2 separate regions of the Homo sapiens genome follow, and region 1 is linked to region 2. A link is a loop called in an ENCODE intact Hi-C map of the cell type or tissue named here. Cell type or tissue: body of pancreas. All regions are shown on one strand. Each heading gives the region's core, and the rest is flanking DNA. Links, peaks and the distances in the headings are about the cores only. Region 1 has its middle 280 kb from the start of GRASLND. Region 2 holds the start of LOC105373406 (a long non-coding RNA gene).

Region 1 (15,450 bases), core at 2,349-10,348, 180 kb after region 2:
CGTTTGGTGCAACTGTATTGCTATGTATACAGGGAGATTTATGGCTTCCTCTGATGGGCCAACATGTTTACACCTTTCCAAAAGAAGATTCTTTAGAGACAGCCAACAGAGAGTGCTTTAATGATGGCACACACGACAGTGGGCTTCTGAAACCTCCACTGCCCCGGCCCCTGAGGCCTGTCAGCTCTGCAGTTGGCTGGTGTGGCTCTGCTCCCACAGACGGGATTGGGCAGAGAGGCGGTGGGAGTGGGAGGAAGCACGGAGATCTGCTACCTGGAGCTTCCCCAGCTGTCAGCAGATGAAGTGGCCTGATGCAGCGTAGGGCCATGGGGACTGGTTGGAACCATGCAGTGGCCAGGCTCGAATTGCAAAGCTGAAGTTTCTCTGCTGTCTTCTTCTTTTTATTTCATCCTTAACAGTGGGGCCAGTTTTCTGTGTCTAAATACACACATGCTAACTGGGGAGCAGGGACAGGGGGAAGAGAGGACTTTGCATATTCAAAATAATGACAATAAAATGCACCGCAATGTATTTAACCAAAGGAAATCATTGAGATGCTCAAAGACCGTCATATGGTGGAGGGAGAATTCTGTTTTTCCCTAGAAGTCAGTAAACGCACTGATTTGGAGAGAGGATAAAGATTTCTTCATAAAATAAAAAACAGACTCTCCAAAAGGGAAGTTTTACTGGATGAAATCAACAGCACTGTGAGGCGGTGAGTTCCGTGACTGCCTGGCAAGCCTTCTAAGGAGGCCAAGTTATCCTTTCCACGGGCCCTGCAGCCAGGACTCTTGCACTAAGTAGAACATTGAGGTCAAAATGCAATGCAGGCTCAATGACTCCACAGGCGTCTGCGAGTAGAAAGTGAGTGAGACACAGGCCTCATCAACATGGAGCCTGGTGCCTTGCTATAGCACTTGGAGCACAGCCCGTGAGTTCAGCATTGTGGTTACCAGTGCAGACTCAGTAATGCAGCAGGAACCGCCCGCGTTTGTAGAGTACATCCCCTGTGCCACTCACATCATCCCCTGTGCCACTCACATCCCCTGTGCCACTCAGCACTTAGGATGCACTGCGTCATAGGCTCCTGACACTGTGGCTCATACTTAACATCTATTAAGGTTACAGAATAGCAGGCAGAGGACCTGGGATTTGATTCAGGTTGTATGACCCCAAAACACGCTCTAATCACTTTCCTAGACAGCCCATTAGAAGCATCCTTTAACCACAGACTGAACGATCTTTTCCAAGGTCCTATGTTCTGTAACTTACCCGGCAGAGAAGCAGCCAGAAGCTGCCTTCTTACATGAGACTAAGTGCAGCTATTTAATGAAGATGACTTGGGCGTCTAGCGTAGGTTAGCAGGTACCTAGTCTATGAAGACACGGAAGATAGTGGTTTCTCTCACGGGAGCTCAGACGGCAGAAACTACAAATGGCCCCGTTACAGGCCGGGCATGGACCAGGGGTCATTTGTAGTCTGATTCAATCTTCATATCGCACCCACTGTGTAGCTCTTACCATCCATTTTGATGTAAAGATGCTGAGTCTCCAAACATTGAACTAAATGTTGTAGGATTATGACTAAAGAATGGAGCAGAGATTTGCATCTAGGCTCTAGCTAGGACCCGTGTTTCAGCTCGCAGCTCACCTCACAAGCACGTGTATGTCAAGAGCAAAAGAAGATTCCATTGCAGAAGGATTTGGGGAAATTCGAAAAGTCCTGAGTGTAGAAACACCCCTCATTATTTTACAGCAGACCTGGTGCTGATGGGTGAACATGTCACTTGTGAGCTATAACCCAGGGTCATCACCGCTGTCCGTGAGGCTGACTTTGCAGCAGCTGGATGGAGCCAGAAGCAATGAAGTTTCCTGCTTGTCCCCAGCTGACAACGGGGGCACCAGCCTTTTAGTCTCCCCTTCCCAGAGAAGCAGTCTTGGCCAGTGCCTTGGAAACAGGAAGCTCCCCACTCCATGACTGCCCATAGAGCCTGCACAGATGGAGGAGTTTCCTCATCCTTCTGAATGATCTCACAGCCAATTGGCTTGACTCTGCCTAAAAAGCCAAACGTGTATTTTCTGGGAATCACTATAATGTGTTCTCTGCTGAGTATCGCCGGGGAACTATGATAAGAAGGTGTCTGCCACTTTCAGTGATTACATCCCACAGGGTGGAGTCCGAGTCAGCCTCATCATAATCGCTGATATTTGCTCCCCAAGTTGTAGTCTACAAGGAGCTTTAGCAGGTCTTGCCCGAGCAGATTTCCCAACATCCTAGGAAGTTGGATGGACAGCTATCATCTCACTTTATGGTTGAGGCAATGTTGTGGTAAAGTTTGCAAGTGACTTCCTTAGTTAGTTAAAGACACAGCAAGGGTTTGTATCCCATTTTGATGATGTAAGAGGCCTTTTCATACATTGTCACACCAAATACCAGGTAATCATGCCTTGTGCTGAATAAACAACAACAACAAAATATCGGGGTTTCCACTGCCTTCCTTTCTGTTGCATCTGAGTTTCTGGAACTTTATGCTATTGTGTTTGAGCATCCCCTTAGTTAGGGTTATGAAGATGAATTCCACAGGAGAGGAGGCACAAAGGAAGCCCAGCTGTGTGCCTGAACCCCTGGGAGTCCTTCCTTGCGTGTCCTCCCGTGTTGATTGGTGTGGAGAGCAGCATGCCTCTGGCACAGTGCAGTGCATCAATTTTCCTGGCCACGCTGTAGCCTGCACTCACGCCTGCCACAAGCTTAGCTATTCACGGATTCCTCCGTGTCTCATGGCCGTCCTTGCTGATGGACTGCGAACATGGTGTACTGTCCTCTCTGCTTGGCCATAGCAGCTAGCCACAAGGGGATGACTTATCTGTACTAAACCAAGATGGAAAGGGATGGATTCAGAGAAGCTTCTATCCCCTAAGAGAGCATGCCTGAAGGACAGGCATGTTCTGAAAGATAAGAGAGCACCAGCCGGTCAGAACGGAAGATGTTCTGTGGCTGGGGCACAGATTGCAGGGGCGATGGCAGGATGGGGTTGGCCATATGAGTAGGGCCTGGTCTGCTGTGGGAAGGAGCTTGGAATCTGAAGAGGCATGGACAGTTGGTGAACACTGTCAATACGACTTATATAGTGAATACAAGGAAACATAAGAAGGAGTCCTCCTGTCCTCATCTGTAAAATGGAGCTGATATTGGTGGCACCCCATCAGGCTGCCATGGTGACTCAGGGAGGTGGTGAGATAGTTGCACAGAGCAGCTGGGATGTCCCCACATGTGGTGATGCCTCATCCACGGGAGTTCAGTGGAGGCACACTGTGAGCTGGATCCTGTTTTATTTACTCCTCCCAACTGTGTGCAGAAGTTCTTTTATAATAGCTCCACTTCGCAAATGAAAAAAAAATGATGATCAAACAGCTAAGGACAGTTGACTTTGTCAGCATTACACGTGTATACATCTGTCTACAATTAAAGTATTAGCTCCATAAGAAAAAAAAGGGCCACGTTTTCCCTGTCAGCCTCTTCCCTAACACCCACACCCCCACAGTGATTAGGACCTAGAAATCACATCATTTCTTTCATCAACCAAAATATAATGAATAAAAATAAAATAGCAGGGACAATGAACATACTAATGATTTTTTATTGTTTCAGGCTTGGTGCTTGGCACAAGAAATACAAAATGTAATGTTTGTGCTGGGCTCGGTGGCTCACACCTGTAATATCAGCACTTTGGGAGGCTGAGGCAGGTGGATCACTTGAGCTCAGGAGTTCAAGACCAGCCTGGGCAACTTCGTGAAACTCCGCCTCTACTAAAAATAAAAAATAAAAAAACTTAGCCAGGCACGTTGGCACACATCTGTGGTCACAGCTACCCAGAAGGGTGAGGTGGGAGGATCACTTGAACCCAGGCGGTGGAGGTCGCAGTGAGTCCAGATCATGTCACTGCACTCCAGCCTGGGTGAGAGAGTGAGACCCTGTCTCAAAAATAAATAAATAAATAAATAAAAACAATGTTAAGGACATCAAAATCTAGTAATTAAAAGTGATTTATAATTGTAATCCCTGCTCTGGGGTTGAGGGTTACATATTTTTTAGCCTTTCCTCAATTTTATATCTGTCTGTCACAAATTAATGACTAATATCACACCCAGCACAAAGTAAGCCTAAATTTTGGTTTCCATTTTTTCCTTTTGCATTTGAGAAGATATTGAAACAAAAACAATAACTAACCATAATAGTTTCATTTCATCTTATAAATCACTTGCAAATGTTTTCTTTGCAGAAACACTACTTGTTTATATACTGAAACATACTAGAGATGGTCTTATTCAATCTATTCAGCTACTGAGTAGAATTTCAGGGCAGCAAAATGCACTGATTCTATTGGGTGTAAGGATAAATAAAAACCTTTTTTTTTCTGTCCTTCTCTGTCTTTCTAAGGCAACAAATAAATCTGTTTCAGAGCTGATTTTATCCTAAGTTCTTTCTAGCGCCCTTCCCTTTGCAGAAATGTTGTATTAGTCAATGGAACCTGACATTTATATTCATCACTATTCTTTTATGAACAACTCCATGTGTTTTGCTTGCATTTCTCTAAGTTTCTACCCTTAGCTGAGCGGGTCCATATATCAAGAGTAATGTCAACCAGCACGACATCCAACAATCACACTCTGACTCCAAGACTTTTGTAAACAGTCCGTTTTTAAATAAAACCTAAGTTTTAAGGTGAAAGGTTTACTTATAATTTACATGCTATTATCTTAAAAATATAGCTTCAACTTTTAGCAAAAATTAATTGCTTTGTAAATCCTGATTTTCAGAAGCTGTGACATCTCTTCTAGTGTGATGACTGGCCTCTTCCATGATAGAATGGAGAATTTTGTAAGAAGTATGTTTGATTCTCAAGTGGGAAACCTTTGAGTACACGCAGGTCATATCACAGAACAAAGAAACAAATTTAGGCAATTCCAAATTTAGGCGGTGACACTTTCCTACATAGAACTCTTTGTTTAAATATTATTTATGCATCAAGGATTAGCTCATTTCAAGATAAAGTCACTGTTTTCCTCTCCCTTTGGGACTAATAAAATAAAACCTTATTAAATAAAAAGTAATTGACAAATAATTCCTGAGAGCATCAGAGCCACCAACTTGTTTTCCAAAACAGAAAAAACAGTGCTTACATTATTTTATTCTTGTGATGCTATCTTAACTTTGGGGGGGGGAAGGTTAAATTATTCTGAAAGCTATGAACCATCTACATATTTATTCTTTTTAAAGGTTCTGTGGTGTGTTAGCATCTGTATTGCCAGAAAACAAAATTTTCTTCAAAGTTATTCTTGGGCAGGCCTGGGACTCAACCCATATGTCTCACAGTTAGTTGCAGCACAAGGCTTTAATTTATGAGGCTTGTTCCAAACTCGTCTGCAGTGTTACTTGGTTCGGTGAATGTGTTGCGCCACCTATTGGTGGGCCCTCAGAAGTTCACTTTTCATTATTAGACGATAACATGTTTTAAGCATTTCATAAAAATCATGTTTTTTGAGGGTCTTCAAGATTTCAGAGTATCAGGGTGAAGATGAACAAAATATTACTTTCATTAAATTATTTTCTCTACAGTAACTGAAAAGGCATTATTTTTCCACGTAAGTCCTTAGACCGGATGAATTAGTAGAGAGAGACAAAGAAGTATTTTTTCATCCGCCCTAGACTTCTCTTAAAATACCTTTGCTGGCTTTTCTTCTGAGCCGTCTCTTAGGGAGATCAAATACACGTCTGTGCATCGGCTCGTAAAGAAGGAGAAGAACACCATGATGGCCTAAGAAAAAAATAATCACATAAAAGAGTGAGAATCAGGCTCGACTATTTTCTTTCACCATTTGTGGAGATACATACAATTTGAAGACTCAAAATCCCTTGTGGATAGAAGCCGAGGGAGAATTTCACAGTACATAATTTTCAAACAACAAATATCTTTCAGAAAACACCTATACCTTATTATAGCCTTCCTAAAACCACCCTGGCCTTGCTCTCTTACAGACTGCTTTTTCCTCCCCGAAATACTAAATAACTGAAAGCATCAAACTGCAGAAAAGGTTGAAGTTTTGTGCTTTTCATGAAGATTAGGGGAAAATCAACGCAAGCAAAAATGCTATTTCCAGTGATGTTGAGTACCTTGATTCATATCTTCCTTTGTGTCTTTAGAAGAAAAATATCACAGGTGTATACATATGTCCCAACTCATCAAATGTATATATTAAATATGTGCAATTTGTTGTTTTTCAATTATACATCAATAAAGCTTTTAAAAAAATCTGGAATTGGATAAGACAGAGAAAGTACTTTTAGCATTTTCTGTTAATACATCTCCCCAAATAATCACCATTTTCTTCCTTTTTTAATCCTTAGTATAACAAAGGGCAGTTGGGCAGCTATTGATGGGGAAACTCAGCAGTCAACTGGCTTGTAAATTAGAATCTGTGGTTGTAAAAACGGATTTGTATATCACGGGGAGTGGGGAGTGTGTCTGCCTTGTAAATTTAATTAAACAGCAGGTGCAAAAATCAGGTCGTATGGCTTTGATGTGCCCCGTGCGAGGATGACAACTAGACAATGATTCTAATATGAAGAAATTTGCATACATTTGCATTGGATAGCAGAGAGCACTGAGCTCTCACCACTTTCATATTTTATTTCTAGGAAGTTGAATAAGATTTGAACGAGCACTTTCTATTTAGGCATTGCAGAAAAATACAAGCAAGGTTTTAGCAGGAACACAGAAGACCATGTGGACTGAAGCTAAGCTTTCCTGACACACACTTCGAAACACAACCACCCTTGCTGAAAAATACAGAATGCCTAGAAATGGAAAAAAAAAATAGAGAGCAAGGAAGGAAGAAAAAAATGTATTGTATTTCTGGGTTTTAAATCTTTCACAGAGAGTGTAACGTTGATTAAGATCTTCCTTCCTGGGGCTCTATCCTGGGGTGTCACACCATTCTCTGTTTCCACAGTCAGCACTATACATTCAGAAATGATAAAGATTGGAAAAAAGACTTTTCCCATACAGCAAATTGCATTTGATATAAATAGTTTTTTTTTAAATAATGTATTTTCCTGACTTATGGGATAGGCCATATTTTTGATAACAGCAAACTGGAGTTTAGTATAAACATCATTCTTCTGCTCCTTGCGATTTCTTGCTCAGGTATTAGAACACAGTAAATAAACAGTCACTACGAGAACCCAGCATTATTTTTAAGGTGCTGTAGGCACCGTACCTAGCACAGAGGTGCTGTAAAATAGCACTAAAGAAAGAGGCTCCAGATAATTAATCTGCAAGACCCTGATACTCAAGAGTACCCTCTTGTATAATTTTATTCCTTTACAGGTTCCCAGCTCCTCATCAAGAATCATTCTGGCCTCTTTACTCACAGCCACTCTGCATCTCAGTGTCTGGAGTTTCTGGTTCTGAGACCGTAAGAGATTGATCCCCAGTTCTGTAGCACCCTTCTCCTGAGTGGAGCCAGTGTTCTCTCAAGCATAGCAGAGTTGGGTATTCAACTATAAATCCTACCGATCTTTAGGGATGCTAAAAGATCCAACGTCGGAAGAAAAGATGAAACTGGGTTGTCTGCAAATTTGCTTTGACTATTATTTATTGAAACCAAATTCTACTATTATGTATATTTAGGAGACTTCAGACAAGTCAGCTTGTAAATGCACAATTATTTAATTATAACATCATATAACTTATTCTTTGTTCTAATTAACTTGCTAAAAGTCATAAATGTGATAAAAATATCTTATAATACTTAGGAAGGAGGAAAACCTGTTTTGTATTTTTAATCTTAAAGTGCATTTTTCAAACATTCTGTATTCTAATTGGGCATTGAGTTACTTGTCTTCCCCCTTGGGTTGCCAACTCCATGAAGACAGGAACTACTTCATTTTGTAACTACAGTGTCCTTAGTATTTAATCCAGTGTCCAGCATATGGTAGGAGTTGCTAAATATGGTTGACTAATTGAAATAGTGAAAAACTAAGTGAAGATCAAGTATAGGTGCCTAGGCTGTGAAGAGACAGCATGCGCCAGGTGCTAAGAAAAGGTCCTGGTCGTTAGGACGTACATGGTCTGATAGGACGCAGAGACACAGACTCAAAGCAGGACTATGCACAGACATGTGATTCCAGGTTCCAGTGTTTTGTTGAGGAAAGAGAAGGCATTGTGAGGCCCATCATATGAGTAAGTGCGATCAACAGCGACTGCTTGGTAAAGGTTGCTATGGTCCTTATGCAATGGTCATTAATGGTCCTTAAAGTCTTGAAAGGAGATGCCTCCCTGTAATTCAGCTTGCTATTGTCAACCACATTTTCAGGATGGAAGGAAAGGCCAGACAGATATCCAAGTGTCACAGACTAGCTAAGTGTGTCTGTTCAGATTTAGTGGCTCCTCCCATGAGGTCTCTCCTCAACCCTAACAATGTTGAATTTAGCTAGCTGCTGGACGATGGTTGTTTATTGTCCATCTCTACAATGAAGTTATGGGCCCCTTGATGACAGGAACTATATATTCTCAATGCCTAACATAGAACCTGGCACAGAAAACATGCACATCAGTGATTGTCCAGTGAATACCTGGATTCAAGTCATGATAGCAATGGATAAAAAAATGTCCTCTCAAACCCAGGATTATGCAGTATGTAACCACAGGAGACTCTTTTCAACCCAACCCAGCCTTTCTTCTTGGAATAAGAAAGTATGCCACATGCAGCAAGCTATGCCCTCCTCTAAATAGCATTGCTTCACTGCTCACTCTCTTCTGTGCTCCTGATCGTATCACACATATCTCCATCATGGGAGCATTGTTGTGTTTGGCTTCTATGTCAGTCTCTCATATTTAATTGCAACACTGTAGAAAACAGGTATGGGTATTATCTGTCTTTGTGCCCTCAGCACCTTGTATAAAATCTAACACCTGCTAGATGATTAATAAATGTTGGTTGAATTAGTTAAATAAATTAAATGTGAATGACTCAATAGGCAAACATGTCATATTGCTTTGCTTTTCATGTGGGGATCCTGAAGAAGAACATAATCAGAACTTCTCACCCAATACTTACTGTACTGTAAATCCACTCAAATGGATTTCAGGTAGGTCAACAGTCCAGTTATCAGGGCCATCAGGAGGCTGTGCATCCAGGGGTGGCCTCTGTTGGAGAATCTGCTCTTTCCCTTGCAAATGTCTGCACACATATCATTATCTATGTCTGCCATTACCCAAGGACAAGGTCAGAAACTCCTGAAGGAGGCTTTTTTTCCTCAAGATTGCTAACTGAAAAAGAATAATATGAACTTACTATTATTTCTTCCCAGATGCAAACTCTTTCCGCACGCTGGCTTCTGCACCATGCAAAACATTTGATGTATTAAAACTACAGCTTGTCCTGGTTACACAAGTGCCCTCTCCAGTCAGTGAGCCACTGCCTAGAGAAAAAACTCACATCTTTACATAAGGAAGAAAAAGAAGCATCACACAACCTTCAGTTCTTGGTCTAGCAAGCAGCTCTCTTAAGAACCTAAAACTGACTTCTGAATGTAAAGCAAATACTATGATATTCGTTCTGAATTATTGCCACAATGAAATGGTTGGAGAAAATCTGTATCATAAAAAGTTTTACTGTTCTTCTTGAAGGATGACTTTCTTTCAAGCTGAAAACAACAACATCATTGACAAGTTTTACTTCTCAGAATATTCCAAATCCTGAGACTTCTGCATAATTCATAGCAAGCCAGCAGACAGACATGTTTGGAGTCTCAATTTTCTCATGCGCCTAATAGAAGGTGGTTGCAAAGACTGTAATATGCAAGAAAATTTTGAGAAAGTATCCAGGAGTGTTTGGTTTAGACTTCCCCTAAAACATCCATGGGCAGCAAAGTGCCTTGTAAAAAGTAGGTGCTCTGAATGGTTGGATGGACAGATGGATAGATGGATGGATGGGTGGGTGGATGGATGGATGGATGGATGGTTGGATGGATGGATAGTTGGGTAGATGGATGTGTGCATGATGGATGGATGGATGGATGGATGGATGGATGATTGGATGGATGGATGGTTGGGTAGATGGATGTGTGCATGATGAATGGATGGATGGATGGATGGATGGATGATTGGATGGATGGATGGTTGGGTAGATGGATGTGTGCATGATGAATGGATGGATGGATGGATGGATGGATGGTTGGATGGATGGTTGGGTAGATGGATGTGTGCATGATGAATGGATGGATGGATGGATGGATGGTTGGGTAGATGGATGTGTGCATGATGGATGGATGGATGGATGGATGGATGGATGGATGGTTGGGTAGATGGATGTGTGCATGATGAATGGATGGATGGATGGATGGATGGATGGATGGATGGTTGGATGGATGGATGAATGGATGGATTTGTATCCTCTGATTCTCTTTGTGTTTCTGCTCTCCTTTCCAGTGTTGAACAAGTCCCCTTGACCTTCCTTCAGATGGCACAATAAAATCCAAGCTGAGCAGCCTTTAACATTGATCTCAGTCCCATCTTAAGGGCAGCCTACTCATTACAGCTGGCCACCTGATGCTTCCCAGACCCTTGGGAGGCTGGAGTGACATCTGGAAAGCACTTTAAAGATCTTGCATTTGGGTCCTTTTCACTGGAACAGTAGAGAAAATATATATTGTGAATCACAGACATTGATGTTAGCTGCAAAATTTCTCAGTGGAGGCTCAGGCAATTATGAGAGTCTTTAGTGCGACAGATCCTAATGAGCTGAAGAGCTAGTGAATTTCCAAGGGTGAAGACAGATTTTGAAGAAAGAATCTGATACTCCAAAGAATTCTGCTGGGGTCTCGCGACGCTAATGCTACTCCGTCTTCCTTGCCAAACACTTGGTTTGACAGCTGCATTTCTCAAGATGCCTTATCATACAACTGTGTTCACACTGAACATTTCTTTTTATCCTGTGTGTAACGATCTCATGAGAAGGCAATTACTATTCAGGCTCATTGTCTTCAAGATGACTATTACTCTTCACAAATTCCTTTGATTTGATAAGCTGTGTTTCTTCCCTTCATCCCACAATGATTTTCAGCAAGTCTCTTCCAGGTTAGCAGTTATACAGATGCCTGGGGCCATCCCCCCATAACTCTGTGATAAACAGTTTCATTCTCCAAAATGCCACTTGCTGTTCTGACACCTTTAAAATGACAATTACACTATGCAGTCCTCTCTTTATATCTTTGTTTATAATTATGATTTCAAAAGTGGTGGAGATGCATATTTCTTACTTTTGAAACAAATCACAGCTTAGTTTATACTCAATGCTCTTGCCTGACATGGAGCAGAAGTGAGTGAATAGGGTGCAAGGACATCGCAGATTGGAAAGACACATGTGGGTGGGAACAGAAAGACAGCCATTGAAAAGCTTGGTTATTATAGGGAAACACCAGAAAGTACAAAATAGCCAACATGGGAAATCATAGTATTTTGCTTGCTACTTATACTTTCAGTTCCTGTTCCCTCCTTTGTTTCTTGCATGAGCTTTGGAAAGGGCAATACAGATATTTTTCTTTGTCACCCCTTCCTCCTATCATGACTTGAATTTGCTAATAAAACAAGAATCATTTTAGGTCCAAAGGGAAAATTTGCATTGCTAAATATAAGTGGTCCCTACAAGTAAGAGAGCACCCTTATCACTAATCATCAGAGAAATGCAAATTAAAACCACAGTAAGATATCACCTTCACCTGTTAGAATGGCTATTATCAAAAAGATAAAAGATAAATGTTGGTAAAGATGTGGAATAAAGGGGACCCTTGTGCACTGTTGGTGGGAATGTAAATTAACATACCATTATGGAAAAGAGTGTGGAAGTTCCACAAAAAAGTTAAAAATAGAATTATCTTATGATCCAACAATCCCAGTACTGGGTGTATATCCAGAGGAAATGAAATTAAGATCCCTAAGAGATATCTGCACCTCCACGTTTATTGCAGCGTTATTCACAATAGCCAAGAAATGGAATCAACTGAAATGTCCATCGACAGATGAATGGATAAAGATAATGTGAGATGCATGCGTGTGTGTGTGCGTGTGCATGTGTGTGATCACATTGGAATACTATTTAGACTTAAAATAGAAGGCAATCTTGTCATCTGGAACAACATGAATGAATCTGAAGAACATTATGTTTAGTAAAATAAGCCAGGTTTAGAAAGACAAATACCTCATGATCTCACTTATACATGGACAGACATGGTTGGGGAGATGTTAGTCAAAGACACAAAATTTTACTTAGATAGAAGGAATAAGTTCAAGAGATTCATTGTACAACATGGTGACTATAGTTAGTAACAATGTATTGTACACTTGAAAGTTGCTAAGAGAGTAGATTTTAAGTGTTCTCACCACAAAAAATGTTAAGTATGTGAGGTATTGCATAGGCTAATTAGTTACATTTAGCCATTTCACAATGTATACATATTTCAAAACAACATATTGCAATGAATATATACAATTTTATTTGTCAATAAAAAATAAATTAAAAATAAAAGCGAGCAGCCTTGATGGGAAGTGATCCCAGTTGAACCCTCCTCACATGCACTTGTAGTAAAATTATTTATTTATGGAAACTGGGCACCATTGTTGTGAAAGACTCTTTGGTGGCAAACGTCACACATCGGCCTGCACATTAGTACTGCTGTCTGGGAAAATAAAATGTTCCAGGATTATAAAGAATAGGCAAAACAATCATGGAGTTTGTCTTAGTTTGGGTTCTCCTAGAAGCAGACTTGGAGACAAAGGTATGATAGCAAGTAGCTTATTTAAATGACGATCTCTGGAAGCATCACTAGAAATGTGGGGAAATGAGTTAGGAAAGGGAAGGAAACCAAGAACTGGTGTGTCGTGGAGCAGATTCTCACCGTGGGCAATGGAGTCCACCCCACAGTGGTGCTCTGGGAGATGGACGAGATCACACCTCAGCTCCATCCCAAACAGGGGTGAGGGACCTGGGGTCTTTATCCACCAACCCTACCAGCCATTGGTTGGGGGCTACTTTCAGGGGGCACAGAACACCCTGTTCTTCCAGCCTTCCTGACTGCCATTCAGGGAGCCAAAGAAAGCCCTGGCAGAATCCCAGGCACAGGTGTATGGAAATGGAAGCCATGCGGTCAACGTGCGCCAGGGTAAGAATGTAGAGAAGTTGCTGGTAGAGCACCCACAAGGTTGGCTACAATGCTGGTGGGTACGAAAGCTGCTGAAAAGAAATCTCCCACCAGAAGTGCAAGGACAGGCGTCCTCCTTCTCTATCAAGTTAAACAATAAAATAACTTAGTACAAATGAGACAAGAGTGAAGTCAAAGACAGTTCATTTTGCTATTTTAATACACTGTTTAAATGTCCCATAAATTGCAACATTGGAGCATTCAACCCCTCTCCAAGACTACTCAAGAAACCCATACAGGGCAAACTCTGATGAATGTTTCCCAATTTATTATTATTATTATATTATTATTTCCTTCCTTCCTTCCTTCCTTCCTTCCTTCCTTCCTTCCTTCCTTCCTTCCTCTTATTCTTTCTTTAACATGGTAACATTATGGATGTCAGAAAAGACACTGATAATATTTTGAAAAGCATTGATCATATATGGGATTTTGTAAAACTGTCCATTATTGAATTTTTTCTGTGACTTTGCTTGACCCCCTTTTCAATTCATTGAGCATATGCTTACTATTAATAACCTGAAATAATTTGGCTGTTTCTTAATAATCATGACTGATATCTGTGAGATACGTATTCTAAGTCCATTTGAGGGATGAATTGATTCTCTAAGGAAGCTATGAGATCGAGACCACCATTACTCTCATTTTGTAGATGAGGAATTAAGGCAAGATAAATGCTCACATACACCCCAGGCTCACAGAGCTACTGCATAACAGAGCTGGGTTCTAAAGTCAGGTCATCTCTACCTAAAGTTCATTTCTCAACTACCCCACTCTGGTTCCTAATGATGACCGAGCAACTTTATGAAACCATCAGTGTATGTAATTTGTTGTAGACATAAAATCCTTGAAGGACATATGATTTTATTTTAGGTACCAAGTGGTTTCAAAGAATTACACTTGCTCACATCAGCATCTGCTTTTCGGTGTTGGTTTTCTTTGCCCTCTTCCTCTTTCTGCCACAATATCAGGGCACCCTCCTCACAGACTAAATATTGAGAAAGTCCCATTGGGTAGAATTTTGTGTTCAATAAATAATCACAATTTCATTTCACAAAGAGGAATGAGTATGATATTTGTATCAACTGTTGTGGATTTTCTGAAGACATTTTTCTTTTAATTTCCATGTTCACTTCTAGAGGAGTCCGATATCTGAATAAGTTTCTGAATGACATAGGGAAAGGAGGGGTCTGAAATTAGGGCTCATGCAAATTTAATTTGAGCAGAGATCCAAATCTAATAGCAATTTTTAAAAAATTAGGAAATTTATCTTACCAGAAAATATACTAGATGTAGCCAGAGGTTCTTCCTTTCACTCACTACCATATCCACAATGTTTAGAGTAGGGCCTGGCTCTTAGTATGAAGTCAAGAAATAATTTCATCAAATGTTTTATTTTTAGCCCTGTGTTAGTTTTACAGAAAAGTTATGGAAAGGGCACAGGGAGTTTCCATACCCCTGCCCCCAGAGGCCCCACCAGCGCGTCTTACACTAGGATGGCACATTTGTTATGACTAATAAATTATAGTAAGCCAATATTGATACATTTTTATCAACTAAAGTCCATAATTTATTCAGCTTTCATGTTCCAGAATCCCATGTAGGAAATCACATGGCATTTAGTGGGAATATCTTTCCAGGCTTTGCTAGCTGTGACAGTCTCCCAGACTTTCCTTGTTTTTGATGACCTTGACAATTTTGAGAAGTACTGGTCAAGTATTTTGTAGAATGTCCCTCAGCTGTAATTTTTCTAATTTTTTTTCCATGATTAGACTGGGATTATGTGCTTTTGAGAGAAAGATCTAAGAGGTAATCTTCTATTGTCATCCCACCCTATAAAGAGTAAATAGCAGCAAGATGACTTGTTATTGTTGATTTGACCTTGATCACCTGGCTGAGGTCATGCTTGTCAAGTTTCTCCTCTACAGAATTCATCTTTTCCTCTTTCCCTAACTGTACTCATTAGAAGAAAATCACTACACCCAGCCCACATCCAAGTGATAGGGAACTGTGCCCACAGCCTTAAGGATAAAATATCTACAGAAATCATTTGCAAATCTCCTGCGTAGATTCGTCTTTTTCCCCCGTGTAGTTAGCCATCCATTTTTTTATATCAACAATGATTCATGGATATTTGTCAGACACTTTTGTTTATAATACAATACTACTTTATTTTGCTCCAGTCTTTGCAGG
Region 2 (15,450 bases), core at 2,986-10,985:
AATTCAAATCATTTCCAAATATATTCTCACATGCTGCTAGTGTCTGGCTCTCAGAATCACTCACCTGTTTCTTCATTTATCTACCTGTTCATCCCCTGCTATCCTGTATGTTATCAGCCATCTCAAAAGTGTGGGCCAGCCTCTGCCATGTGCATGAGAGGCCTGCGGGACAGAGGCACCCGGGAAAGGCTCCTCTCCCACTCCCACACCTCCTTCCCTTAATAGCTCATCCTTCCACCTTCCACCCCTGATGCTGAGAATTTATCTTACTTTTTCTCTACTCAGACATTTAGATCTCTAATGCAGATGGGATTTATTATAATAAACTTTTAAAGACAGGTATTGTGTATCTATTTATTTCCTACTAGAATCCAATAGTCTCTCTCTCTCTCTCTCCTTATTTCTTTCTGTCTCCTTTATCTTTCTGTCTTCCCCCTTCTCTCTCTCTCCTCACTCTTTCTTTCTCTCTCTACTTCTCACTCCTCCATCTCTGTCTCCCTCACCTGCTCTCTCTCTCTCTCTCTCTCTCTCTCTCTCCCTTCCTTCCTTCTCCTGCTCCACAGCCTTTAATAGGGTGCTCTGGATCTAGCAGGCCCTCATTTTCTGTGGTTATAATGTGGATTAGAAAACCAAGAAATGAGGCTGTCTTCCTGGCCTGAAGAAAATGGTTGGAAAAGTGTAAGTAGGAAGTCTCTCAAGTTGGCTCTTCGTCTTTTCTATGCATTTTTTGCAATTATTGTCTATAGTCCATTTATAAAAAACTCTACCTATTGTATAGCTTCAGCTTTAAGTCCAAAGTGCTGCATTTTTTAAAAAACACATCTATATTTAAAGTAAACGCATAGAGATGGATCCAGAAGTTGCAAAGATTATTTACATCAAACCCTGAAGTTGGAGCAGTTTCAAGAAACCCCAAATGCCTGTAGTTTTTCCCTCCCATGTGTTCATTAAAGTCCTGAAATGGAGTAGTCAGACTGCTTGGTTAATTGAATAAGTGGTTATTTGACCAGTCAATGAAAGACTGATAATAACAGATAGTTTGGGGGTGGTGGTGGACTAGGTTGTATTTGCTTGAAACAAACAAATGTAGACCTCTGTGGAGTGGAAACAGTTCACTCTGGTGCCTTTCAGGACAACGTTTCTGATGGTTAAGTTTCCCCAGGGAGGAAACTTTAGGGCACAGCCACACTTCTGCTTTATCTGCTGAAAGCGGTCACCTTATGTCCACAAGTTTTTTTTTCTCCTGAGGTTGGGCACAGCAGATGCTGGATAAATCAAGACAAACCCCACGTTTTACACCCCTCAACTCCCACCCAATGTGCCAGCCCAGCAGAAACATGTGCAGTTTCCGAATAGCACCATGAATTTGCACATATGGTTTTGACGTCCTAACATATTTTTGTCTCCTTTATTTGACTATCTCTTACTTGGTTTTTAGGATCTGGTGGAGAAGCCCTTCCCTTCAGGAAGCCTTCCGGCACCGCGCCCACCCCAGCCGCAGGCTCCAACACCTCTCATAGCTGCTGTCACGCTCCCTGTGTCTTCTTGCCTTTGTGTCCATCCAACTGGACAGGGAACTCCATGAGGCCAGAGAGTGTCTCCCAGCATTATACCCCTGGAAATATTTTTTTTTTTATTTTTAATTGAGGTAAAATACACAAAACGTAAAATTTATCATCTTAACCATTGTCAAGTGTACAGTTCAGTAATGGTAAGTGTGTTCAGGTTGTTGTGTAACCAGTCTCCAGAATCTTTTTTAATTTTTCAAAATTGAAACTCTGCACCCATGAAACAACAGCTCTCCGTTTCTCCCTTCCCCCGGTGCCTGGAAACCATTATTCTATTTTTTATCTCTAGGTACCTCATGTAAGTGGAATCCTATCATATCTGTCTTTCGGGACTGGATTATTTCACATAGTAATACCCTCAAGTTTCATCCGTGTTGTAGCATGCATCAGAATGTTCTTCCTTTTTAAGGCTGAATGACTATTCTATGTATATATCACATTTTGTTTTTTCATTCGTGAGTCAGTGGACATTTTTTGGCTATTATAAGTGATGCTGTAATGAACATGGGTGTACAAACACCTATTCAAAATCCTTATTTCAATTCTTTTGGATATGTCTCCAGAAGTGGAATTGCTGGATTCTATTTTTAACTTTTTGAGGAACCTCTATGCTGTTTTCTGTAGAGGCTGCAGCATTTTACATTCCCACCAACAGTGCATGCGTATTACCATTTCTCCATGTTCTTGTCAACAGTCGTTACTTTCTTTTTATCTTTATAGTAGCTAACCTAATGTGTGTGAGGTAGTATCTCTGGCAAATTTTCAGTGAATGATAAACATGGACCAAAAAAGATGGATTTCAAACTTACTTCTGATGATATTGAAGTGGCTATTTCCAGCATGGATGGGAGGAGACCAAAATGTGTGCACAAAGACAGCTTCTCATTATCCTTAGTGGTTTTCAGTCTTGGTGCTCACATTTGAGAGATCCATGTTGCTTCAAACCCTAAAAAACTGAGGCAAGATATGAGACCTGCTCTTCTGATTATTGCAATGGTAAGACATGAGACCAGGGACTGCTTAATTTCCCACACAGTGCTCTGCCAATCTGCCCTCTCTCCTGTCATTCATCTCATCCTCGGTGCTTTGTGTGAAGGTCCCTGCCCACTGTGATTTCATGAACTGAGCAGACCTAGCTAAAAACTGAAACTTAGGATCAGACCAGAGCAGTCAGAATTCACAATTCACTCCACTTATCCTAAAAATATCTTCTTTCAGTATTGCATCTGCCTCCAAAACTACTGCCCAACCTCCTCCCTTCTCCATTTTTTTTCTGGATAATTGAGATGAGCAAACACTAGTTGAGTTTATCATGGACAAGGCAATGCTCCAGTAAGTTTGCATATATTAACATACTTACCATTTATGAGAACGTACAAAATAGGTTATCACTGACATCATCATCATCGTTGTTTTCTAGATGAGGAAACTGGAACACAGGGAAGTTATGTAACTTGCTCAAGATCACAGTGAAAAGGTGGTAAAGCCAAAATTCAAAGCTAGGCAGCCTGGATTGAGAGTTGGCCATCTTAATCCCAACACAGCTGATAAAATACTCTTACACTATTTCATTCATACCCTTCTCTTCTTTACCAAAATTACTAAAAGAATAGTTTTCATTTGCTTCTTTCATTTCTTCCCCTCCATTTACTCTTCATTCCACCACATACAGCCGTACCCTCTACTCCTGCTCCCTGTGTCTCCTATGATCCCCTGGACCCCGCCCACCAGCCCTGGGCATCACCACCCTCATTTCTAACCATTAGCTCACACTCAACACGCCAGAAATTGAAAAGTGGGAAATTTGGGGAAAATTTTTCCCTAAACCTGCTGCTTGTTCTATCCCCTCTCTCTAAGCATGGTGACGTTGTCCATGCTCTTAACCCTAGCCAGACATCTGAGCCTTATCCTCTCTCACCTCATTTTGATGATGTCAAGACTAAGACTAATGTATTTTAAGTTGGCAAATGTAACTATTACCTTCCCGTTTTAGTTTTGCACTCTTTTTCTCTCCACTTTATGGCAGACAGAAATTTAGTAGCATTTTGAAGGCAGCCATGGACCAGCACTGTCTGTCCCACTGTTTTTCAGCAGACACAGGCATTAATCCAGACCTGGGATTGCCATCCTGTGAGAACACACAAAGGAAGACATTCGGTGAAGAGGTACCCTCTTCCAGAGGTGCCCCAAAAGGGCAGACCATGGCAGCCTCACCTTTCTGGTTTTGAACTAGGTCCCTCTTCTTGAGGGCAGTGCAATGGAATAGAGACAGCACCTCCCTGGGCAGCAGGGGAGCTGGCTCCAAGCCACACGCTGGTGCCATGACCAGCTGCCTACCTGATGCCCCTAATCTTCAGTTCCCTTCTCTGTGAATTGCCAGCATTAACTCTCCTGAATGCTGCACCACAGGCTGCAGCTAAGCACTTTGTGAGTTTCAAGGAGAACTCAGGGGTGAGGGGGTCCTTTCTCCTTGACAGAATCTGCAGACTGTGGTCACAGTTTCCTAGCAACCGTCTCCATCAGGTGGGAGTCACAAGAACACACATATCGGGTGGAAGAGTGGATTTTCCTTTCTCATTTTCCTATGATTGGTCTTAATAATGAGGGAAACCAAAGAACGCATAGGAGTTTTCCTGAGCTATTTCCTCCGCTGATGAAGACGTGGCTTTTCTGTGTCCCCAGTGTCCCCTTATGCACCTCTTGGGACATGGAGATTAAGGAGCAGAAGACATGGGCATTCTGGGCCCTGGGGTCACCCTGCAAGCGACACCTTCAGACCCTGTTTTCCATTCCTCTTGTGTCCACCAGGCCCAATCCTATTCAAAGCTGCTTGGGTCACCTCAGATTAAGTCACTGCTATAAATAGAATTTTGTCCCCCCAAAATTCCTATGTGGAAGCCCTAGCCCGCAATGCGATGGTAGTTAGAGACAGGGCTTTGGGAGGGTCATTAGGTTGAGATGAGGTCATGAGGGTAAGGCTCCCATGATAGGATTAGTGCCCTTATAAGAAACAGCTCTCTCTCCATCTCTTTGTCTTTCTCTCCCTCTCTTTCTCTGCAGATGCACCAAGCAAAGGCCATGTGAACACACACAATATGATGTCTGTTTACAAGACAGGAAGAGATGCTTCACCAGAGCATGACCTTGCTGGCACTATGATCTTGGACTTCCAGTCTCCAGAACTGTGAGCAAGTACATTTCTGTTGCTTACGCCAACAGAAGTGTGGAATTTTACTATGGCAGCCCTAGCTGACTGAGACACTCGCCATTCTCTTTGAAACTAGATGCCACCAATGTGAAAGTCCTTACATTTTCCTGTGAAGTCTCCACATGTGCATGCTGAGCTCCTGAGAACAGACCCTGTCTTATATGTGACTCTAGTCACAGGCACTTCTGAGTACCTGCTCTGTTAGCCACTGTGCTAGAGGGAACTGAGATGAATCCTGCCTCATGGAATCCAGAGGAGATAGCTGTGCATGCTAAGAACTAGAATGATACACAGAATGCCAGGCAACCTCCACTATAAATGGTATGAAGGGCCTGATTCTTAGAACTTCTTTATCAGGTTTGCTTTACTGATTGAAAAACAATCTAGAATATCAGTGTAAAAAGTTAAAAAAAAAAAAAGAGTTTAGAGGAATAGAGTTTGCCCAAGACAGTTAGAGGATACAGTCCCCAAGACCTCTCTTACTTCTGACATGAACCTCAAGGTTGGCGGGGGGATCCACAAACTACCCTCAGTTTTGAAAATTTACTAGAAGGGCTCACAGAACAGTTACACCCATGGCTTTGGTTTATTGCAGGGAAAGGATACAGATTAAAATCAGCCAGAGGAAGAGATGCTTAGGGCAGAGTCTGAGAGGGTTTCAAACAGAAGCTTCAACGGCCCTCTCGCCTTGAAGTGAGTTCACCTCACCCTCCTGGCATCAATGTGTGGCGATAGGCAGGGAGTGCTGTCAACCAGGAAAGCTCTCCTGGGTGTCTCTATTCAGTCTTCCTGGAGCTCTAGTCTGTAGGATTGAATGAAACACTTGAGGTGGTGATTGTTTTGTCCCTGAGTCACTGGATCTGGATGACTCTTATCAAAATTGATGAAGGGGACGATAGGGGACTGGGGAATTTCTTTAATAAGCTGGAGGCAGGAATAAATTGCCATTTAAGCCTCACTCCCAGGCTGAGTCCAGAAAAATTATTTTTAGGTGTGTATCTATGCTAGGCTGTAGGGTAAATACAATAGGCTAGAGAAAGAAAAGTTATTTCTTAGAAGTCAAGTATTCATGAAGTAGGCATAAAATAAAACTATTCAACTAAGTGCTTTGGATACATAGTAGAAAAAAGATATAAAAATATTTTGAATCTAAGAAAGTCAAGACGTTATGTGACTCAAGATGGTCTGCATGTGACAATAGTTGCCAAAGCATGTATTGTGTTGGAACCGCTCACCACACCATCAGCTGAAAGAAGGTTGAGACATTTGGTGTCATATCTAAAGACCTTTTTGATCTGGCCTCGGCCTATTTTCCTTGGGGGTTGAGTGCTTTCTCTCACCTCCTTTGCCTTTGCACATGGTTTTCAATCTATCTGAAAGGAAACGTGAGCCAATACTACCACTACCAAAGTCTTTTGGCCTTATGAGCACCATGTTTTCTCAAGCCTCACCCCATGTATAAAGCCATCCCCAACTCCTCCAGGTATAGTCTTGGGACATTGACTTCCACAGCTGTTCTTCACCTACCTTCCCCAGTCTCCACAGAACCACCACCACCACCACCACCACCACCACCACCACCACCACCACCACCATCACCACCACCATAACCACCACCACCGGCAACTCCAATGTCATGGCTTTCCTGAAGCCCGTGCAGTGTCCCTAGATGGTGCCCCTGCTGCGCTTCCTTCCCATGCTCCTCTTGAGAGAGATGTCCATACTCCCACATGTAGCAGAGTTTATATAGAGGCTTATACTCACTCCACTGCCAGACTGCAATCCTTGAGAAGAAACACAGATGTTTGATTCATTGTTGTATGCCTACAATGACCAGCATCTAATAAGAAAACTAGCATTGATAGAAGGAGAGAAAAGAATAGAGCAACTCTGCAAGAATATAGGTTGAATAAGTATGTGTTGGCTGAACAATGTAATTTTATTAACGAGGATACGTTTTACCACTATTTACATAGAGGCTATTGTACTCTGCTGGAACTCTCATTGCATTAGTTTCCTAAGGGCTGCCCTAACAAAGTACTACATCCTGGGTAGCATAAAATAAGAGGAATGGCTCCTCTCACAGCGTTGGAGGCTAGAAGTCAAGTCAGGGCACTGGCAGGGTCATAATCCCTCTGAAGCCTCTAAGGGAATCTCCTTCCTTGTCTCTTCCAGCTACTGGTAGCCCCAGCCTTCCCTTGGCTTGTGATACACAACTCATATCTCAGCTTCTATCCCCACATAGCTGTCTTCACATAGTCTTCACTCTGTGGACACCTGCCTTCACATTTTCTTCTTTTTATAAAGACACTTGTTCTATTGTATTAGGAGCCCACCTCACTCCAGGATGACTTCATTTTAACTTAACTAATTACATCTGTAACATGACTTAGTTTCCAAATAAGGTTGCATTTTGAGTTTCTGGGGTTAAGACTTTCACATATATTTTTGGAAGACATGATTTAGCTTAATACTGGTTTTACTCTTGCATAGACAGGGTGATTTATACTTTCTTGCAGTGTCTATGTAACTTGAAGCCTTAATTCATTAAGATTAGTGTGATTTTTATTTTGTTACTTTTTCTTCATCCACTCATTTCCTTTGTCACTTTAAAATATATATATATTTTAAAGTTGAGACAGCAGCCAGGGCTGTAGGCAGAGCCTGACTCTGATGGCCCTCTGGCCCTTCAGATGGGCAGTTTCTCAGTGGCAATGACAAGAAACCCAGGCAGCCACACGCACACACATGCCACATGGCTTTGCAAACGAGCGGTAGAGGCAGGAATATCTTCAAAGCATATGGAAAGCAGGGAGATGAGGAGGTGCGCTGGAGCCAGGACAGTGACGAGCTTCGCAGGGCTCTGGCGTGCAGGGGAGGGGACAAAAATAACCAGCAAATCCCTTCTCTGCGGAGAACCACCAGTGAAGAGGATCGACAGACAAGTGACGGGAGGAAACAGGACGTGGATCTGGGCTTGCAAACCGGACAGGTTGTGGCTCCAGATGGCAAAAAAGGAAGAAAAGGAACCATGAGCAACAACAACAGTTTTATTCAGTTTGAACATTTACAAAGTTTTCTTTAATTATTACTCCCTTCTGGGACTCCAGCTGCACAAAGAGTTGAGGGCAGACGCACCAGGGAGGCCGGCTAAGCCAGGAGCTGGCGGCACAGCATCTACTGAGCCCGGCCAGCTCGGGACATGAGTGGGCAGGAAGCTCTTGATTGTGTTTTCCAAGGGACTCAGGTGACAGTCTGTCAGGACGTGTGGCTTGGGTTTCTCTCCCTCAAGGTACAAGTGCTTTGAGCTGCGCTGAGCAGACAGCTGGGCTGAGAGTGGTGTGTCTCACTCCTGGTCAGTCACTGCCCCTGGGGGCAACTGCGTGAACGGCTGCCTGGCAGGATTTTCCAGGCCTCTGGCAAAGAGCCAGAATATGCACTGTGCAGAAGAAGCCAGGCACACTGGATGGGAGTGTGGAGAAAGCAAGAGTGGATGTTTTCAAAATATTCCTCTGCAAAGACAGAAACTCCCAGGGCAATGTCAGTTCCTCACCTGCAGTTGAGTGTGTGTGTGTGTTTGAAAGGTAGGACTGCGCCCTGCCAGAAGTACAGGGGGTGGAGGCTGTGGAATGCAGCCTGAGCCTCGCTAATCTCTGCTCAGAGCCCAGGACAGCTGCTGCTGCTCTGAGAGCCTGGGTCTTCTCATATGCCCCGCAAGTTCCAGTCCTCTGGAGAGAGAAGTCTGAGGTATGCACACACAGAGGGCAAGGCTGCTATCTGCTCGCACAAAAAGCACATTTACCATCACCCAAAAAGTGCATCCCCAGGCAGGCCTGGGCCGCTATCTTTTCAGTTGAAACCATGACAAGTCACGTTCACAGGTGTGGATGCCAACAGATTCTAACCCAAGCATGAGAGTCTTTGACTTGATTAAAATGTTGCACCACATGCAGTAGAGATATATGGTGTTTCTTGGTACACATCTGTATGCATTCCTCTGCCAGTTGCCCATCTTTGCTGCATAATATTTCTCTATGATATGAAATTATTTTAGACTCCAAATAATTATACCTTGCTTTAATGGAGTGTTTTTATTTGAGAGATCAAAATCTTCAGTGCCGTCATGAAATTGTTTTCTTTGTCCTTACAGAATATTTCTTTTTCTCCTATGCATGCCCCACTGCATATAGAGGTGTCGTAGACTCTGAACTCCTTGAAGATATGGTCCAGTCTTAGCATGATCTGTTTCCTCATTTCCCAAAACAGAGCTGGATACAGTAAGAACCCAGTGATTATTTATTACAGCAAACACAATGAGAGCCAGGCACCCTAGGTGTGAACTCAACAAGCCTGTGGACATGAAGTTGATGCTATCAGTCACCAAATAACCTCTGAGAAACACAGAGTACAGAGTCAGCATAGCAACCTCTAAGGGCAGGGCCTGAGTCCCACGAATCTCAAGGCCAAGGTGGTGGAGTGATCAGTTGTTGGTAGGTGTCATCTGACGGGAGGAGTGGGAGCCTGGAGGAGAGGCAGGGTGCCCTGCCAGATAGGTCTTTGACTGAAAGCCATGCTGATTCTGATGACAGTTTTTGGTGATTTTGGATAAATCTCTTGGTCCATCAGGGAAGACATTCCAGGTGAAGAGAATGCCCCGAAAAAAAATGAGAATGGTCATTTCTGATGACAACATAAGGAAGCCAATTTGCAGGAGTGAAATGTGCTGGAGATAAAGAAGTATGTCAGCTTCCAGCAATATCTTCTCCACTGAGCAGGGAAGACCACTCAAGGCTCAGACTCTGAAATGATGTGAGTCTTCAGAGGTTGTACCACTTCCCTAATGAGAACACACCAAAACCTCCACATCAGCAATGGGTCATTCTGTCTTTCAGCTAAAAAAAAAAATCATTGAAATTTCAAAAAAGGCAGTGTAAGGGGCAAAAACATTTTGGATGTTATCATCTCAAAGGTTGCAGCAGATTCTAGGAACAACAGGGAAGTCTCATGTGCACAATGCAGGGGCCCATGCCCTGAATGCTTCAACCAACTCTGGTTTCATAGAGAAAATGGAGAAATGCTCACTCCAAGGCCAGCTTCGATGAGCCTGACATTGAACAAGATACACATGCTGGCTGCCTTGGATGGCAGCTAGGACCGTTCCATTTATTCCAGGGCAACTAGAGTGTGGTCTGGAGGCCCAAATGTCTCTTGTCTCTCACACACTCTGGAGTCTCAAGCCCTGTTGACCACCCGGCCTTTGTATTGGACTCCTTTTATCTCTTCCCTTGGTCTGCAGGCACAGCAGGGCTGCTCAGAAAGCCCTCTCAAGACTATGTTAAGTAAACCGAAATTCCATCATATTACAGTCTCTCAAAATAATGAAGGCGTTCTACAGACCAACATGTGGGTGATTTAGATGCTTCACTGTCAGCCATAGACTGAGGGAAGGTTAGAACTTCTTGTCCTCACTTTGCACAATGGGCAGCAGAGGTCTTGAAGGGAAGAGACACACCAGGGTCACACAAGGAATGGGAGGCAAGGCAGGGACTCTAGGCCTGGCTTACAGCTCCCAACCCAGTGACTTCAGCACCAGATGGTTGCCAGGCACTGAGCATGGTGAGTTCACTGGCAATGAAACAGCATCCCAGGAAAGGCTTCCAAGTATTATAACTAATTAAAGGTTTGCATGAAGTTGGATGGTTGGCATTGAGCTGCTCATGCTTTTGACATTTTTCCAGATTAAAAATAATCCACCATTCATTGTATCAGAGATCTTCCATGTGCCCTCAGTTCTCAAAAGTGATTCCAGCCTTGGTCTCCCTTTTGCTAAACTAGTACTGTTTTGGCCCAAAGTGAAAACTCGGCAAATAAGGCAATTGGAACAGATTGGGATTGCGAGGCAGTTTTTCTTTTGGATTCTTTCTCTTCCTGCCACCTTTTCTCTTCCTCTCTTCTTTCCCTGTGTTGCTTTCCTTTAGTGTGTTACAATCAGAGAGACTGAGGCTCTTCAGAAATTCAGAATTTTGTCCAGTGGAAATACTGGCGTGAACACAAGACTCATTCATTAATTCATTTTGGCATTCAGATGATCAGTTATTCTTTTATTCTTCAAGTCAATAAACAGGCACTGAGCACTAACTCTCCGTAAAGTGTTGTTCTAGGAACCAGAGATACAAAAGGGAGTAGGGCCTGGCTTAGGCTAGACTCTAGAAAATAGAGTCTGAGGCAATGTTTGCATATTATTTCAATCCCAGAGAAGCCAGGATGAAGGAACAGGGCATTGACAAGAGAAGAAGGGCAAATACAAAGTGGGCATTACCCAGCTGACCACTGCTTCCCAGAGACTCACCATGGTTCTGGGCATCCCATGGGACATCTCTGGGTAAAAGGTACAGTAACACCACACCTGGGAGGCATTCAACAGGAAGAATAGAGAAAGGTGTGCTTCCTGGCTCTCCCCAGGCTCTTGGGCCCCATGAGTCACAGTTTGTCTTGCAGGATGTCAGCTCCCCTGAACCTCTGGGCTGGGCCACCTGAGTCCTTGGGCAGCTACTGAGAAAGTGGGATTTTATGCCCTGGATATGGCCATTCTTCTGATTCCAGGATCCAGCAGATAACTGAGGGCATGAAAGACAGGTGAGGCCTGGAGAATCCAAGGTCACAGGTACACAAAGTCGAACAATGGTCTTTAAAGGCTTCAGGGTCAGTGTGGGAGAATGAGAAATAATAACAGTAAACTACTATGTACTAAAGCACCAGCAATGTGTAAGGCACTGTGGTAAACACTCTATATGAATTATTTAATTTAATATTCACCAAGAATAACAGGTGATTTCTACAAATAACGTGGATTAGAAAACTAAAACATATAATACTGATGATTTATCCAGGCTGTTTAGCTGGCAAGCTATAGAGCTGACAGTCACATGCACAGGACCTGTGGTTACTTCCCAGGTTTCCTCCTAGTTATTGCCACAAGGCAATGCCAGTGCTTTCTTAGGGCCCTGTTAGTGTCTTCAGGGGTTAACCCTGAAGGCTGTGGTCTCGGAGGCTATGTGGCAAAGGCATGGATGGTGGCCTCCTCTAGAGCTGCAGGTGCCATGGTCCCCATCACCCTTGGTGCATACTTTGAACTTGCTCTGACAATGCAGGGAGTGGGGGCGGCTAGTGGTAATACTAGAGTGTTTTCTCTAGAAATTTAAAACAAGCAAATGTATTTACACTCTACAAATTCAACACTTAGAACAGTGCAGAATAATAGAGACTTTAGGTCGGTGTTGAGTTTCTGAAGGATCTCCATGTAGATAGGGAAATTTTTCTTCACCAGGGTTCAGAACAAGTTGAGAACTAAAATAAAAGAATGGCAGGTTGAAGCCAAGATAAGCCCTGGATCACTGTGGTGTCTATGTTGACAGACATAGGCAGTGTGAGAGCCCAAGGGTCCTGCTAGGAAGTGTGATGCCAGGTTTAGGCATTTAACTACCATCCCTCATGGAAGCATGGATCTTAGCCTCCCCAAACCAAAGACATCCATGAAGAGCAGCTCCACACCATCCTCCAAGGAGCAGGGGAATAAAAGGGAGAAGTGATTTGGATATTGTTTGATACCCATTCCGGTCCGCAATTTAGAACTCACCAATGTAAGAGTGTTCTGTGAGCATTTAGAGAGGAAAGCAGGATTTACCGAGCTATTTGACTGCATCTGTAAAAGAAGACTGTCTAGGACAAGGGAAGAGAGAGAAACACTCCATCTTGGGCCATAAATTCACTTTGGGACACCATCTCTTCAGTGTGATAACCTGGAGGTCATTCAAAATAGAATATCAAAATAGTGGATATGTTCAAAGCAACATTGTAAGAGAAGGAATAGCATAATCAAATTGTTGCTGTTTTGCTATTTTTTACAGTTTATTATTTTAAAATGTAAGTTTCTGTATAATTTTCACTATTAGAACTAAATATTCATGGGAATCAGTGTTCACTCTTCCCCCCCTTTCTTTGTTAAGTTTTCATTTTATTTTTAATAGCTTCATTCAGATATAATTAACATGCCATACAACTTACCCATGTAAAGTGGATAATTCAATTTTGTTAGTGTACTCACAGAGTTGTATCACCATTATCTCAATAAAATTTAGAACATTTTTATCAAAAAAAGGGGGGGAGAAGTGAGACCCAGAGGCTAGGAAAACCCTTCCCCTGGAAACCATTCCTGTATAACAGTAGGCTAAGCCAGGTTAAAGGGACTACAGAGCTCCCAAGCCATCTAAACTTGATGGAAGCCTATTTATAGCACAAGCCTGGATAAGGGGAATCTGTGAGGGGAGACTCCTGGGGTGAATGTGAGAACATTCCATTTGTAGAGCACCTGCCATGTGCCAGGCTCTGAGCCAGTTGCTTTCTCCAGACCATGTCTAATCTTCGCACACTCTAGAGGTGGGTATTACCACTATTCTCATTTCACAGGTGAGGAGCTGAGCCTCACAGATGAAGTTAAGTGTATGAAGACCACATGGGTAGAGGGACTTAATCCCAAGCCTGGGTGGCTTTCTATGGTCATGATTTTACATGTCTGAATTGCTGGTGCCCATCCAAACTCTGCCAGAGGAGGACTGTGCCCCTGCCTAGATAGAGGCCAGTTGCAAGGTAGAAGCCCCCAGTGGTTTCAGCCTGATGCCAAGGACAGTTTTTTCCTTTACTACATCTCTCTGCTTGGGTTGCATTCTCCACAAGCAGCCCTCTGATTATGATTTGGCTCCCATGGGGCTTTTCTACAGGTAGGGATTGTGATAGTCTTACAGGAGTGTCTGTATCTGGTCTTTCCAACAGATGCAGCTCCCCCTGCAAATTAATAAATCATGATTCTGGTTATGACCATTGGTGTCTGGGGGATTGGTTTGTCTTGATCAGCATCCCTGAGTCTAGTTAACCCTGGGGTCCTCGGGAGACAAGTTCACAGACCTGAAGGCCAAACACTGGCAGAGCCAGTGGGATTTAGGGGACCTGGAAGCTCCTATAGACACCTCCTTTAAAATCGGTCCCACCTTCACCTTCAGACATCCACCCACTATGTCAAAGCACCCAGACCATCTCCTCTTCATTTTACAACTGCTTTATGGCTGTAATAAAAGAAAACAGGGATTTATTTAGGCTGTATAGTGTGTTCATGTCATGCATTCTCAAATAAAAAAACACACACACACGCAAGGTGCCAGGCACTGTGTCATGTTATTACAATCCAGAGATGACAAAGACAGAGCCCCTGCCTTGAAAAGTCATACAAGTTAGTACAGAAAACTGCATGAAACAGATCATCATAACACCACTTAGCAGGTAAAAGGAGCTTTACAGGAGAAGTAGGGCTGTTTCCAGGAGAAGAAGGTGCAGTGGGGGAAATGATGTCACAGACAGAGGCAACACAAGAGCAAAAGCCTGGGATGATCAAGACCCACCTGCACATTTGCGGGGCCTCAGGTATGCTGTGAGGCTCAGGAGTAGACCGAGAAAGTCTGCATGAACCTGTGGGCCTCCTCATGTGGCTCCAGGAGCTCTGAATTTCTGTAGAAAGGTTAACGAGAAGTGCTATTGGTTCTTTGTGGCTCAGAGGCACTACAAATTGTGACTGTCTTTGGCCTTGGCCTGGATTCCTAGAGCCAGCATATTCCTTAAGTTATTCCACCCATTTCCAGTCTCCATTTGTCTTCCCAGAGTGGGAAATGGTTTGCCCCCGCTGATGAGCTGATCAGTAGCGGAGCTGAGACCAGGGTCTGGCTTCTTGTTCAGGGATAGTTCTTTTGTGATTCTGTGCATTGCATGGACTCTGCTGGCTCTGGTGCTTCGATCTTGGCATTAGAGCATTTCTGTGTACTCTCTGATAGCACTCATCACAACCTGTGAATGCTGATTACTTCTCCTTGTGTTTTCCATGTTTTACTCATCTTCGTATACTTAGTACTCAGTGTCACATCAAGCCCAGAGGAGGTGTTTTAAAGTGTTTGATACACGAATGAACAAATGCAGCATCAAAATAGTGCTTTTGCAAAACTGAGAATAAAGCGGATTAAAAAAAACTGTCAGGAAGATGACAGTCTTATTATAACCTGCATTATTTTAACTGGAAAGAACTACCAAGATGTCAAATTATTGCACAACTGCTGCCGACACATTGATTTGACTTTTCTTCTGACTCTCAGAGCCCTCACCCATTTTGTATCAGTCCTCTTACTGTTTGTGCACTGTGCATTCCACTTCCTCCTGCTTCCGCTAATTAATGTCTCTGAGTCTGGCCACAAGCTACTCTCCCGTGGAACACTGTGGAACGCATTAATCACTCCCTGCCTCTAGCTGTGCTCCTTACCTATATGAAACCATATTGATCTATTTCTCCTTGGAACCCCAAAACACGCATTGTTTTCACCCGTAATTGTCTGTTCTGCTTCACTTACACGCGTCGTTCATTAATCAACTGGGCTGTTTACTTCGTCATAATAAATGGAGCCTGTGGTAGCTTATTGTCGCTATTGGGGGTCCATAGCAAAGAGTTAGAAGTTTGTATAGGTTAGTGACTCTCAAAAAGTGAGTCTTCAGATTATAAGGCCCTCAAGGCGGGGGCTTGCAGGGAGGCTCCTTGTATTCCTGAGCGTTTTTGTTTTTGATCATTTTGTTATTAAGAAA

The links. A loop is a pair of places that touch in the nucleus more often than their neighbours do. Peaks named below come from ENCODE experiments on the same cell type or tissue, not always from the same donor. Only the 100,000 strongest peaks of a DNase experiment are listed, where the experiment ranks them.
Region 1: a loop joins it to region 2, with 2.4 times the contacts of the local background. A loop is called at or near these places in 7 of 110 quality-filtered maps.

Annotation. Positions count from the first base shown.
Region 1 is chr2:7,193,153-7,208,602 of GRCh38, reverse strand. No RefSeq gene overlaps it. Among named protein-coding and RNA genes, the nearest start is that of GRASLND, 280 kb to the right of the region's middle. In body of pancreas, for the core only: a CTCF peak has its summit at 5,465 (motif pointing left); a DNase peak (open chromatin) is centred at 5,442.
Region 2 is chr2:7,371,013-7,386,462 of GRCh38, reverse strand. It overlaps LOC107985847 (a long non-coding RNA gene), which reads right to left. Exons shown (of 3, transcript XR_001739269.2): 2 at 14,229-14,334; 3 at 7,809-13,895. It overlaps LOC105373406 (a long non-coding RNA gene), which reads right to left and starts at 6,285. Exons shown (of 5, transcript XR_922747.2): 1 at 3,549-6,285; 2 at 2,929-2,997; 3 at 2,378-2,522; 4 at 1,428-1,615. In body of pancreas, for the core only: CTCF peaks have their summits at 6,475 and 8,150; DNase peaks (open chromatin) are centred at 6,452 and 8,162.